3 separate regions of the Homo sapiens genome follow, and regions 2 and 3 are each linked to region 1. Evidence: chromatin contacts called from ENCODE Hi-C or POLR2A ChIA-PET data. All regions are on one chromosome and are shown on one strand. Each heading gives the region's core, a stretch centred on a gene start or an enhancer-like site at or near the end of the contact. The rest is flanking DNA. Distances are from core to core; before and after follow the strand shown.

Region 1 (4,550 bases), core at 1,377-3,876:
ATTCTGTTACTGGGGTTGAGGACAACCAAGGAGGTTTCACAAAGTCACTTTGAAACCAAGAAAGAGCTTCCAGTGCATTCTGGGTGGACAGCTCCGCCCGCTTCGGCAGAGGGAAGCGAAGGGCGCGTGCTGGCCGCCTCCGGGTTGAACAGTCCAAGGCTCTGTTAGGCCCCGACTGGGGCCAGTTGGAGAAAAGCAAGGGCTTAACCAGCTCTCCCCTACTTGCTGAGAGCTGAGGGCTCCCCCCAGAACAGTGGCCTCTGTGCTCTCCTCACGCCACCCCACGCGGGACCTCCCCTACTCGGAGAGCCGAGGGCTCCTGATGCCTGTGAGGTCTCCTCCCAGCTCCCCCAAACGCCGGCCTCTGTGCTCTCCTCACGCCACCCCACGCGGGACCTTCGACGACGTTCTCAGGCTCACTTCAGATATTGTCAAACGCAGAAAACTGGGGGATAGATGCTTACTAATCGCTTTAGGTGGTGATGACTTCCCTAGTCCTTTAACTCAATCTGTACACCTCTGAGCAAAAGAAATCAGAATTCTTGCATTTTATAAAGTCCTAAATGAAAAATGTTCCTGAAAGATGAGAACAATAATTACTGTAGAAGTTCCAAGTTTCATATTTTAACTCATGGCCAGGTAATATTTTCCCACCCAAACGTGAAGTAGGGAGCTTTGGTGGGGAAAAGGGGAAGAGCAGCTTTAAGAAGCGGGGAGAGACGGTGAGAACCTGTGGGTTTCCACACGTTTCCTCGCCAGATGATTGTCAAATGGCGTGTGACTGTGTGTGTGGCCAGAGCCTCACCCAGGATATTCCTCTGAGCAAAAACATTTGGCACTAGCAGGAGTTCCTTCTCCACCTCGCCCGGATGAACATTTCTGAGCTGCTTCAGTTACAGGGCCTGGGAACTATCCGGCGTCTCGCAAATTTCTACGGCAGGTTTTTACCTAAACATAGAAGAAAGGGAACAGCTCTACTGGCAAGATGCCCTTCCAACGGCGAATGGCCGCGTCTACACAGCCTTCCCAACACGAGGTTCATTTCACAGACGATCCAAGTACACGCCACTGAAAACACACTCTGAGAACAAAGCGGCATCTTCCACGCGTATCATGAACCACTCGCAGACTACGCCTGTCCAGCAAAAAAATACGGCTTTATTGGATCTATTTCCTAACTACAAAGACAGCTGACACAGACATCAAACGTTTCCTTTTCAATGACAGTCCCCTGAGAAAGGCTGCACGTGACTCCTACAGTGCCGGGTGCAGGGTACCCAGCCGCAGGTGGGACGCGGCCACACGTCTTCACGGTTACGTGCAGACCGACGGGATGGCCTTCAGGTTGTTTCTTTCCGTGAGTGAGACACAAGAGACGCGATTGTGCCGGAGCGCACGGTACAGGCCGTTCCTTCTGCGGGAGCCCTTTCTCCATCAGCGACGTTCTGTTCAGTGACTTCACAGCCGGAGCCTCCACCCGCAGGTGCAATTCAGGCAGGTTCCATAAGGGGGCATTAATTCCTAAGGCACGAGTTCAGGTCAACCGTGTTTCAATGAATAAACCATGCTTTTTGGTTATATGGAACAATAGATCGCTGTGAGTAATCATACGTAATAAGCAACTAATTGTACAGAGTGCCCAGCAAGGCCTACACAAACCTACCTGTTAACAGTAACTCATCTGAAAACACACAACGCAGGGCTGAGCATTAAAGTGGCGTTTTTGGTATTGGTTTTCTTAGATGAAGCAGAGAGTGGTAAGGCTTCTGTGAAACAATCATCTTATAACTGAACAAATATATTACACTTAGGTTGCATGTTATTTACAATCACTTTCTAATGTTGCCGTCTGGTAACCTACAGCTACTGTCAATCACAGCTCCTGGCTTTCTAGGGTCCTCCTCGAACTGCGTGAGACGAGAAAATGCACGGCCGTCCGAGGCGGCGATGGACGCCAGCAAGAGCAGCGACTGGAGCCCCAGACGCAGGTTCCAAAACGGATGCCGGTTATTGCTGACAGGGAAGCCCTCCTGGGCGAGGACACGTCGGCTCTGTTATTATTTATACATAAATAGATGCCTAGATATGTACACACATGCAAATGCAGGCTATCCTGTAACAGGTTTTTCTGCTTTTGTCCAGTAACCTATTGATGTGCTATTCAAGTTACTTGTGCTATGTTCGAAGCCAGATTAAAAACAAAGATGCGAGCATGCGACTATGAACAAGCCTACGGTTTCAACCGCGCAGACAAGGGAAGCATGTTACAAAAGAGCTGAGATGACAGACTGGAAGATTCTAAAATGCACTGTGTAAGGCAGCAGGAGTGTACGTGACAGCCCAGGAAACGTTCCAAATGTTGGAGACTCATACTAGAGTCCTCTCGCAGCCTTCCAGCGTTCTCTTCATTCATACAGAGGGTAAAACCTCACAATGAAATGTGTTTGCAGTTTCTGCTCCTAAAAATACTCCTACAGTAGCAAATTCAATGCTCAATTCTATGATGCCCTGATGGTCTGGTTAAATAAGGCACTTCCAGTATTGAACCCCAGGGGTGCCAGAAGGGCTGGGCGTGGGGTCAAACTGCGTGTGGGCCGTTCCCATGAAAGGCCCCTGCACGGTGGGTCTCCCGTGCTCAGCCCGGCCACCTCCCTTCTGTTGTCATGAGATGACTTCTCCTCCAGGTGACACAGTGGTCTCCCTTCCTCCCTGCTTTCCTTCTTGTTGGAGAGCCAATCTTTGCACATATTAATGTTCAGCTCCTGGCATTCAGTCAGTTGGAGGTTCTGAGTGGTACCAGGTGTGAGTTCAGTTTATTTATTCAAAAGTCTTTGTCTGCTGAAGTCAGCATACCCCTGCTGAACTGAGTGCTCCAATGTGGCAACTAGGAGTGGGTGCTCGTGCTGGAGAGGTCATTTCGTATTATTTCATTTACTGTAAGAAAAGAAAAATTGAGAAAGTATTAGAGAAATACCATAAACATCAAAGCAACGCCCCCAGCCCTGCTTCTCCATCAGTGACGCTCACGCCTGTGACAAGGCATCTCCCCAGGAACCCACATTTCCTCCTCGGTCCCACCCTGGTCCATGAGTGTCGTGAGCCAGTGCCTGGCTGCCTCGGCAGAGAGCTGGGGTCGCCAGAGTGACCGCCCTCGTCCGTAGCACGGTACCAGCACGTCTCTGACGGCCAAAGTGCAGGTGCCAGGTGCCGGCCGCGATGCTGGGAAGATGCTGTGGCTGTCTCTCCACGAACCAAGCGACCCACAGGTCCACACCAGCACTTCTGTGGTGTCAGCACCAGTGTCGCCTGAGCCTCCCTCTCAGGCTCTTCCTGATTTTTATTTCCCTTTGGATGGCAGAGTCCCTGAGTCCCCCACAGGCCAGTGACGTTCCCCGTCACCTGTGACTTCTGGCAGACGCAGAGGAAACGAGCGGCACTGTTAGGGCCTTTGTGAGCTGCATGCATCCCCGCCCCACCCACCTCCTGCTGTGGCCGCCCTGATGGGCGCTGAGATAGGGGATGTGCCACCAGCACTGTCGCCACGTCCCATCTCCCTCCCAGGTTCTGGTGGGGCGTGCGCTGACGTCACGGAACTGCCCGGGCTTCCCTCTGCCATGGGCTGGAGCGCCCAGAGCCCAGATAAGCCCCACGTGTTTCTGCAAAGGCCCCGGCCTGTCTCAGGGCGGCTTCCTGGAGCAATTAGTAGTGTGCATTTCATCACCCCACTCCCTTCCCCAAATTCCCTTTCAACAACCCCCGACTATTTTTAAGAATAACAATAATAAAACACAGATGGAGAACCAGGAATTGTGTCATGGGAACTGATAACAGGACACACTGGCACTGAGCTCCAGGAGGAACCCTGGCTGCAAACACACACCCGAGGCTGGCTCGCCCAAGGCTCTGCGGGGCCAGAGACCCAGGCAAGCAAAGGTGCCCCACATGCCCGGCCCCGCCAGCAGCACCTCCTGACATGGCGCCCACAGAAGGTCCCGACTCTGTCCCGTGTGGGAGCTCAGCCTCTGTAAAGACACAGGCACGCGTGGGCTCCCCGCAGGCCCTGCTCAGAGCCACGCTGATCCTGGGCCCTGCCCAAGACGGGACCTGGCACTCAGCCACAGGACGCAGAGCCAGGCTCTCTGCAGAGGGCTCCGCCCCCAGTGTGGAAGGCACCAGAAGGAGCCCGGGCTCCCGCCCCTCCGTGTGACTCTTCACAAACACTAAGGAGGATAACGACAGGGCCCAGGTGCTCGCAGGCTGCTCCCGGACTGGCACGCAGGACCTGACTTGTCCCAGAGTGCGCACGGCAGCTCCTCACCAGAGGCACTTTCCGTGACACTCGGGCGGCGCTGCGGGGCCTCGGCACAACGCAGAGAGAAAGACGGCTCTGTTCTGTGTGGGGGTCGCACGTCCCCACCCAAATGCCCTAGGCTGCTGGTTGCTCAGCGGCCTCCCGCCCACTGTGCTGCTGAGTGCAGCGGCCCCCAGGAGCTCCGTGCCCTGCTGTGCTTGGCATCTGTGGCACGAGACAGGGATGCCCCAGAATTCGA
Region 2 (4,550 bases), core at 1,458-3,957, 120 kb before region 1:
CTTTCTAGGCATTTTTGCATTTCGTCTTTATTGGCATATGTTTGCTCATACCATTCCCTTAGCACGAGGTGGTGATGTTCCCTCTCATCACCGGCCTTACTAACTGTGCCTCCTCTCTCTTCGCGGTCAGCCTGTTTCCGGATCTCTCAACCACAGCGCTAGTAACATTTTGGGCTGAATAATCCTGTCTTTGAGGTCTCCACTGTGCACTGTAGACTGTGGCTGACATGCAGTTGGATTTTGCAGGTGAGATCTGTTTAGGGTCAACGGCTGTGTGAGGAAAGGAGAGGAATCAGGGCTGGGCGGAGGGAGATGCATATCGCAGCGTGGTCAAGCCAGCTGAGCCTCGGCCAGGCTCCAGAGTGAAGGCGGCCTTCAGAGAGTTCCCTGGCCGCTTCCCGGCCTTCCCCTCCCGCCTTGCTCATCCCTGGACGGGGCTCCCTACAGCAGAGCTCAGTTCCTCCTTCCTTGGGGCCTCAGACTCGACCCCCCTTCCTGCTGCTGGGCAGCAGAGGCTTCCTGGGGTGGCACTTCTGTGTTCACCCCATGAAGGCACTTTCTCTCTGAAGTTTACACACAAGGAAGACCCGTTTGAGGCCATGAAATGTGCACTGTGACAGTGACGAGCCTAGGGTCACACGGATTCATGGCTCCCGTGGAGCCACATTCCAGCATCTTTTGGGGGAGGACACTCCCTGCCGGGCAATGAGGAGCCAGTAGCAGGGTCTCCCCTCCCTGAAGACGGGCTGGACACAAATCACCTCATTTTCCACTCTGTCCACACCTGAGGCTGCATCTCAGCTGGAAAATTACACTGGAATTCTAAATAATAATCATTATTGTTTCTGGTTATTTTGAATCCACTGACAAAGACCTTTACAAAATAATTGCACCATTTGAGGTGCAGGGGAAGATTCTTGAGTTGGTGTGTGAGGAGAACATTAGGGAAATTCTGCAGTGGTGTTCTGTTTAGTAAGTATAATTGCAAGGAGTGTATCATGTTAAAACGCCTGACGTAGCGTCTTGTAATAACACATGGTTTCCGTCGAGAAGCAGATGGTTCTCGGCCTCCCCTTAGAATAAAACATCATCATTTCACCACACCCACAAGCTCCACTGCAGAGTGAGAGCAAAGCCGTATGCCGCACACTTCAGATCCGTGTAATTGCAGCCTGAGAACACTTTTTAGGGAGAAGTGCCTTTAAAAAGAAACAACTTATTAGAATATCAGATAAAAGGGTCCTGGAAGAATGGTATTCAGTAGTAACTATAGCTGTGGCTTACAGAAAAGCACAAATGAAACATTTCTATCTCGAAGACTTGTGGTCCCTGGATGTTTTAAACTTCATGTTTCTGGACAAAGTAAAAAAGACACACTCACTGTGCTTCAGATGCTTTCATTTCACCATAAGAAGACGTGAACAAGGTTTTTCTGCTCATATATTGAAACCTTTCACAAAAGTTCTCTTAAAAATGGAGATATAACTCGTACCATATAATTCATGCCTTTAAAATGCCCAATTCAGGGGTTTTTAGTATATTTACAAGGTTGTGCAGCCATTACCGCTATTCAGTTCCGGAGGGTTTTCATCACCAAAAGGAACCCGGGACCCTCAGGGTCAGGAACTTGCTTCCCAGTGTAATGGAAGCAGGCGGCCACTAGATGGAGACGTCTCTCCACCGCCTTGCAGGTGGGGCTCGCACCCCGGGGAGGTCAGAGGGAGGGACTCCGCGCAGGAGGCCGGCCTCAGCCCCGTGGCACCTGCAGGCCTCCGGACACCTGCCTCCGCCCCTCACTTCTCGCGAGACAGTTTCCCCAAATACCTTATGCCTAGTCCTGTCCGTGCAAGAGAGGCTCTTTAGGAAGAATGTGCACACACGTTCTTTATTTTACTAGTTATTTCTTACGTATTATTATACATTAATTCGAATGTGTTACAGAGAGTAATATAACAGGCACATTAGTCCATGATGTCACTCGTTTTACTTACAATGAGCCTAAGTGGAAAAGCAAAATTACATTTAAAATTAATTCGAGAAACATATTAAGTGACTGTCGGTTGAGGTGCAGACATGGCCAAGTCCTGTGGGGCACCCCAGCTTCTAGGCTCTGAAACAGCGCAGGAAGGATGCCTGTGGGAGGATGAAGTAAAAATCCCTTGACTTCCACGAGAATGGGACAGCCCCCTTCCAGGCGCAGATGTGTGCTCCACGTTGCCTGGGAATCGATGACTCTGTCTCACCTGCTCTCCCCTCCGGCCTCCAAGCAGGAGGCCCTTGATCCATTTGTGTGATCAGCCGCGGGGGACGAACTCCTCAGTCCTGGGGAGGTTCGTCCTCGGATAATGCAATCAGGAAGCTGGCTCTTTATGGAACTGGCCATCCCGGGCAGTGCTTGCAGTTATGGGGGCAAGAATACAGGCTGAGGGGCTGAGGGGGGTCTTTGGGCGGCACATGGCCATGGACGGGGCTTAGCTTACAATTTTGAAACCTGGAAATCAAGGTTTTGGAAACAAGCCTGATTGTAGGTTGAGTCACTCGGTGTTTTGGGGCCTCTGTCTGCTGGGGACGCACCAGCTGGGAGGGGAGGCAGCAAGTTCACCTGCTTCCTGTTCCCCCATGGGGCTTGGGTTCCTGTTCCCCCACGGGGAGCTTCTTGTTCTGCCACGGGGGCTTCCTGCTCCCCACGCTGCCCTGGCCTCCGCCTGTGCCTCTGTCAGCCAAAATCGCAGGCCTCAGAGGCTTCACATGCTCGGGGTAGGGTTTGACGTGGGCGGCAGTCCTGGGAAGTTAGAGGCCTCACCCCTATTTTCTAGATGAGAGAAGTGGCATTCAAAGCATTTAAGTAACTCTGGTTACTGGGGAGATGGTCTGTGAGCTTTGGTTCTTTAACTCCACACTTTCTTTTCATATATTCTACTTTCTCCGAATTATTTTCACCCCAGGAGAGTAAGGTACTTGCCTGTAGACTCACATGCTCTTGGCCACCTTCTAGCGCGGTAACTACCCACTTTGTCTTGGGGAGAGTGTGGAGTGAGGAAACCTGAGACAGCCCAGGATTTCTCCACCGCACACAGTGTTGCAATTTTTTGAGGGTGGGGGTGGAAATTCATGCACTAATTGCCTTTATGAGAACAAATGATGGCGTTGCGTAATGTTATTGTATAAAGGGAGTGTTATTTCCTATTATTAAGCATCTGCTTAAGATGCTTGGGGGAGAATATAAAAGTCATTTAAGAAATATTTGTTGAGGAAATAAATGAATAAATAAATTAGATAAGAATAGCACCTGGTCTCAAAGAATCATCAAGCTAATAAGATCTTCTATCGAGCTTATAAAAAACAAAGTTCTACCAAGAAGCTGGCAGGACTCTGTAGTCTTTCATGATTTCCAAATCGTGGAACCACCATCCACCTCTGCATTCCTGTTTGCAACTGAGGGTTCCACCAACCCCAGAGGGGAAGAAAAATCACAATACAACAATAAAAAAAACCCAATAAAATACCGTGTAAACAGTATTTACACCGCATTGCATAGTTCGAGGTATCCCAAGTCCTCTAGAGAGGATGCCCCATTCCAGGCGAGGCCCCGCCCCGTGGGTTCTGGCGTCGGGCGGGGGGGGGGGGTCTGGGGCGCCTCCCCTGGGGGTGTCACGAGGCCACCTGTGCGTCCACAGGGGCTTCTCGAGTTTGCCCCTCGCTGTCCCCACACCAGGGCAACATTGGGCCTTCAGACAGGTGTGTGCAAGATGAAAGATGAAATTCATTTTCCCATCTCCATAGCATCCGACAGACAATGCCGGCAAAACCCAGCCTGGTAAAGAGGGAGAGAAGGAACCAGGCTTTGGCAAGAGAGGCGCCGTGGTTTCCCCAGAGAACACAGTGGAAGACTTCCGAAGGGCCAGGTTCCTCCTCAGGGCGGAGGGGGCGGCGCTGACCGGGCTGAGACCGGGCTTGGAAGGAGCAGGTGGGGCTGGAGGCCCTGCAGGGTCTCGGCTGGGTCCGCAGTTTTAAATCAGAACGGGAGCTCCGGGCCTGTCATCGTCCTCATGGTAAGAGGCCTGGAACCCGAGGCCAGGAGGCTGGGAGGGAGCCTGGGGAGGCTAAAGTGAGCCCAGCCTGCCCGGGGTCTGCACTGGGGCCTCACTGCCCGGTCTCCTCTCCTCCTGACAATCAGGGGCGTTGATTAGCAGAAAACCCAGTTAGAGATGGTGCTGGTGGCAAATATGAAAAATGGCACAGTTGTCCGTCCCTTGATGTCCCTGGGGGACGCGTCCCAGAACCTCGAATATGGGACCAGTCCCCACACTCAGTCCCTGCAGCCAGGAGGACCTGCCATGTGCAAACTACTGGCTTAATAAATGTACCCATGTAGTTTAAACCTGCATTCCTCAAGGGTCCACTGTAATTACAGTTACCGCTCAACTAAACAAGTTAAAATTTTATGGACGTATGTAAAAAGTCGCTTAAAGAAAGATAAAATCATGTTAAAATACAGTGAAGGCTGAGCATAGGCCCAAAATAATTGAAATCAGGATATCGAAGAAGCA
Region 3 (4,550 bases), core at 715-3,214, 97 kb before region 1:
AGTGTTACCTGACTTGAACCCCAGCTTGCTCGCTAGCCCCGGGCTGACTCACTTCAAGCTGAAGAGAGCAGGCTCTGGCCCTGATTTGGGAGTCGGGCAGGAAGACTGACACCTGCTTATTTGGATGTGACAAACGGGCGTCTCTGTGCTTGCTGCTCTCAAATCAAGCGTGCCTGAGTTCCTGCAGCGCCTCTGCAGGGCCAGCTGGGCGCAGTGGCCCGGTGATGTGTCCGGCGGCCTCCCTCGTGAGGGTGGGACGTCCACTCCGCCGTCTGTCCATCAGAGTCCTTAAACACAGGCTGCTCTCGGTGCAGATTCTGGAGGTGGGTGGAGAGCTCTGGAGGAAGCGAGATCGGTTAGACTGAACGCTCGGACAGCGGCTCTGCCCCACGGCAGTGGCGTGGGCTGGGGGCAGCAGCTGCAGCGTGGGCGTTCTCTGATTCCTATTGATCTGTTTCAGATTCTGTGCTGATCTTCTGTAATTAACAAGTTAGTGTAAAAAACATTACTTCTACAGAACGTTGCAAAATCTCTCCCCAAATCCCTGTACCTGGGGGCTTTATCCACCTGGAAATGACTCTGGTAAGTTGGGGTTGCCAGACTCTAAAGCAGCCGATTTGTTAATTGATTAAAATCTGGCCTAGTTCCAGAACAGATTGCAAATAGATCACATAGAATAAAATGCATAAAATAAAATAAAACCAGAAAGTGGGATGGAGGTTTGAAGCAAGGGGAAATGTCATCCACGGGTTTGCAGCGTGTGTGGCTGGGCTGAGAGCCGGGGCCTGAGTGGCAGGGAGGAGGGTGGCCGGCGTTGCCCTGCTTAGAGAAGGGCTGTGCTTTGCTGCAGCAGAAATTGCTTGTGTGGGACGCACGCAGAGTGGCTTATGTTCCAAAACGCCCCGGCAGCCGTCCCACCAGCCCTTCCTGCAGGAGCCGAGTTCCCCTCTGGGCAGCACCCTGTACGTGTCTCTGTTCTCGCTGAAGCTTTTCCTCAGTGGCATGCGGGCCGCTGTGTTGTCAGGGGCAGGCCCCTGTCACTCAGACATGAAGTGGACAGGCCCCTTTCTAGACACGGAGGCAGCTGGACAGGACATGGAGTGGATCTTCTTTGCATTTTGCAGTGAGGGCGTTGCAAGAGCAGCCTGCAGATGCAGCCGGCGATGAGCCCCTCCAGAGGCAAGTGTGGCTCGGCCTCAGCACCGAATGGAACCTTGAGGCTCTTCCCGTGGAGCCCGGCAGGCGGATCAGGAGCCCCGTGCCCGATCAGCTCTTTGGACATCTAGAAAAAGTCTGTCTACAGAAAACCCCATCACTACAAACTTTAATCTGCTTGGAATTTGCATCTTACAGGCTTCCAAATTAACTTTCCAAAATGGTCTCTATTCCAGGGATCAAATCAGCCATTCTCTTGCCTGTGGTTTGAAATGTGGCCTGGGCCACGTGCCCCTAATCTCCAGGTGTCTCTGGGCTGCCTCCACTGTGGCTCTTTCCGTCCATCTGCTCTCAAGCTGCTCCCACACTCCTTCCAGGACTGTGCCTTTCTACGTCTTTGACTGTGTCCGTAGCACAAACTCTCCTTTCTTTCATCTTGTTTTACTTTTCTGATTACTTATCCAAGAAATAAAAATTGATGTTTTCAAGTTCCAATGCAAAGGAATAAACACACTCAAGTTTTAATCATCGTCTCCCAGCTGTGGACAGAAATGTGACCTGGGAATTAATCACTCACGGAGCCGGCCTGACCCGTCAGCGGCAGGAGGGCTGCTCCCCAGTCTCCCCGGCCGCATGGCCCTGCACCTGCAAAGCTTTCCACAAGAATACGGAAGGAGGAACTTCCGGTTTTTCTTTGAAAGAGGAAGCTTGGATCAATCATGGGTATTTTCAGTGAGTTTATTATTTCTGCTTTCCCCAGAAATAGCTCTGTGCTGCTGAGACATGCAAGCACTGCTGGCGGAACACTCAACACGGAAAGTCCCCGAAGCTCTGAGTCCCACGTTTGCAGTTAACAGCTCCTTAAAAAGCTAATGAGTGAAAATCTTCAAGATTAGCCATGGTTGGCCTCTTGAATTGGAGCTGCAACCCTCGTTTGCTCTCACAAGCATATTGTTGTTGTCATTATTAAATAGTCTCTTACTGCAGAGAGGTAGGCTTTAAAAAGGAACCAGTCTCATAAAATTGACTTTTCTGTGGTGGATATAAAGTCCTAAATTAGTAGTCTTTATGCACAGAAAAATAAGTGCCGCAACAGTGGTGTCAGTGAAATTCCTCCTCGCAGGAACCTGCGAATAGCCAATCTTTACAAGCCATACAGCAGGACTTCCCTTAGAAGACACCATTCAGTGCTTCCTTTAGCCTAGGCAGGATTTTCAAGGTGTTAGGAAATTACACTATAACTTTCAACTTTCACTGAGCTGTATCAGTCAGATTGCTGACAATTCAAACTCACTTAAATAATAATGTAACAAAGGGGGTCTATTGGCTTCTGTAGCTGACATCCAGAAGAGAAGGCTTCAGCGATGGTTTGACCCAGCAGCTCAGTGATGTCACCAACCACGTGGTCTTGTTTTAATCTCCCTGTTCTGCATTATCTTGAGACTGGTTCTTCCTGACACCACAAAGTGGTTTCTGACAGTGCCTTGGGACCATGAAAGTGAGGGTCTCCTTGTCCAGGTGCCAGAAGCCAGAGCCTGGAGGCGAGTCAGACTGGGCTAGTGTTAGGCCACATCTCCAGCCCCAAGTGACCATTGAAGGTGGGGAAGACCATGTGCAGTGTGACACCCTGGAGCTGTGGCAGCGGCCAGCTTCACCAGGGCACAAAGCTTGGAGCGGGGTTAAATCTAAGCACTGTTCATATATTCAGGGAAAATCAATGTCTCCACCAGGACTAGAAAGATGTGAAAATACCTTTGAGCGGAGCTTATAAATAATGTATTACTTATCAATACCTTCCGTCTAAACGGCAGGGCCAATGACTTGTGGAAAATCATGTTGCAAATTCCATGGACTAAATCCATAAAGCCAGGCATGTAGCTCATCCTCCCCAAAAATCCCAGAAAATCTGGCCCTGAAATGTGGCCCAATGACTGTCATCAGCCCCAGGGTGTCCTGCAGTTCCTGCTTCCTACTGTATACACCTCGGCCCTGTGTCTGCAGGAGCCTATTACCTACTGCATACATCTTGGCCCCGTGTCTGCAGGAGCCCCTCTATTACCTACTGTATACACCTTGGCCCAGTGTCTGCAGGAGCCTATTACCTACTGTATACACCTCAGCCCCATGTCTGCAGGGGCCCCTCTATTACCTACTGTACACACCTCAGCCCCGTGTCTGCAGGAGCCTATTACCTACTGTATACACCTCGGCCCCACGTCTGCAGGAGCCCCTCTATTACCTACTGTACACACCTCAGCCCCGTGTCTGCAGGAGCCTCTCTATTACCTACTGTACACAGCTCAGCCCGTGTCTGCAGGAGCCTCTCTATTACCTACTGTATACACCTCAGCCCCGTGTCTGCAGGAGCCCCTCTATTACCTACTGTATACACCTCAGCCCCGTGTCTGCAGGAGCCTCTCTATTACCTACTGTATACACCTCAGCCCCGTGTCTGCTGGAGCCCCTCTATTACCTACTGTATACACCTCAGTCCCGTGTCTGCAGGAGCCCCTCTATTACCTACTGTATACACCTCAGCCCCGTGTCTGCAGGAGCCCCTCTATTACCTACTGTATACACCTCAGCCCCGTGTCTGCAGGAGCCTATTACCTACTGTATACACCTCAGCCCGGTGTCTGCAGGAGCCCCTCTATTACCTACTATATACACCTCAGCCCCACATCTGCAGGAGCCCCTCTATTACCTACTGTATACACCTCGGCCCCGTGTGTGCAGGAGCCCCTCTATTACCTACTATATACACCTTGGCCCAATATCTGCAGGAGCCTCTCTATTACCTACTGTATACACCTCAGCCCCACGTCTGCAGGAGCCCCTCTGTTACCTACTGTATATACCTCGGCCCCATGTCTGCAGGAGGAGCCTCTACCTCTCTGCATCTCTGCTTCACCTTTTTATTTTTTTTAATTCCTCTCCCTCCTTACGTCCGACCTCAGGCTGTCCAGAGCTATTTGCTATTGTCAAAGTGTTGGTGTCTGTGTCTTACCTTTTCTAGTTTTCCAGATTTAAAGTTGGAGGAAGGGACCCCTGAAGAAAATGACTTTTAATAACTTACATTGAAAGGGTGGGGTCTTCACACCAAACCGATGCTGGGTTCATTGCAGTAGAAGAAAATGACCTTTAATAAATTACATTGAAAGGGTGGGGTCTTCACACCAAACCAACGCTGGGTTCATTGCAGTAGAAGAAAATGACCTTTAATGAATTATATTGAAAGGGTGGGGTCTTCACACCAAACCAATGCTGGGTTCATTGCAGTAGAAGAAAATGACCTTTAATAAATTACATTGAATGGGTGGGGTCTTCACACCAAACCAACGCTGGGTTCATTGCAGCAGAAGAAAATGACCTTTAATAATCTACATTGAAAGGAT

Evidence for each region. A loop is a pair of places that touch in the nucleus more often than their neighbours do. ChIA-PET counts read pairs that join two places held with the same protein, here RNA polymerase II (POLR2A). Pooled maps may share reads with other maps.
Region 2: a map of spleen shows a loop between it and region 1 (3-fold over the local background). The contact joins two enhancer-like sites. A Hi-C loop is called at or near these places in 85 of 168 maps with a recorded cell type or tissue (A673, B cell, CD14-positive monocyte and 51 more), 37 of 37 single-sample maps with no recorded cell type and 47 of 50 pooled maps. POLR2A ChIA-PET finds 5 or more read pairs at or near these places in 2 of 52 experiments (OCI-LY7 and Panc1).
Region 3: a loop to region 1 is called in a map with no recorded cell type, with 5 times the contacts of the local background. The contact joins two enhancer-like sites. A Hi-C loop is called at or near these places in 6 of 168 maps with a recorded cell type or tissue (K562, head of caudate nucleus, lower leg skin and 3 more), 5 of 37 single-sample maps with no recorded cell type and 7 of 50 pooled maps. POLR2A ChIA-PET finds 5 or more read pairs at or near these places in 2 of 52 experiments (activated B cell and activated T-cell).

The regions. Positions count from the first base shown.
Region 1 is chr18:79,525,912-79,530,461 of GRCh38, reverse strand. NFATC1 (nuclear factor of activated T cells 1) reads right to left here. Exons shown (of 10, transcript NM_001278669.2): 10 at 1,139-2,934. The coding sequence ends at 2,885. Among named protein-coding and RNA genes, the nearest start is that of NFATC1, 130 kb to the right of the region's middle. Within about 2 kb of position 2,626, at least 2 of the 41 ENCODE cell types and tissues checked have a DNase peak (open chromatin) inside an H3K27ac peak, as active enhancers do; they include spleen, where a contact is called at or near this core.
Region 2 is chr18:79,641,373-79,645,922 of GRCh38, reverse strand. CTDP1-DT (CTDP1 divergent transcript) reads left to right here. Exons shown (of 5, transcript NR_136643.1): 3 at 3,784-4,052. Among named protein-coding and RNA genes, the nearest start is that of CTDP1-DT, 36 kb to the left of the region's middle. RefSeq lists an enhancer at 443-957. Within about 2 kb of position 2,707, at least 5 of the 41 ENCODE cell types and tissues checked have a DNase peak (open chromatin) inside an H3K27ac peak, as active enhancers do; they include spleen, where a contact is called at or near this core.
Region 3 is chr18:79,622,710-79,627,259 of GRCh38, reverse strand. No RefSeq gene overlaps it. Among named protein-coding and RNA genes, the nearest start is that of CTDP1-DT, 55 kb to the left of the region's middle. RefSeq lists enhancers at 1-371, 520-1,019. Within about 2 kb of position 1,964, at least 4 of the 41 ENCODE cell types and tissues checked have a DNase peak (open chromatin) inside an H3K27ac peak, as active enhancers do.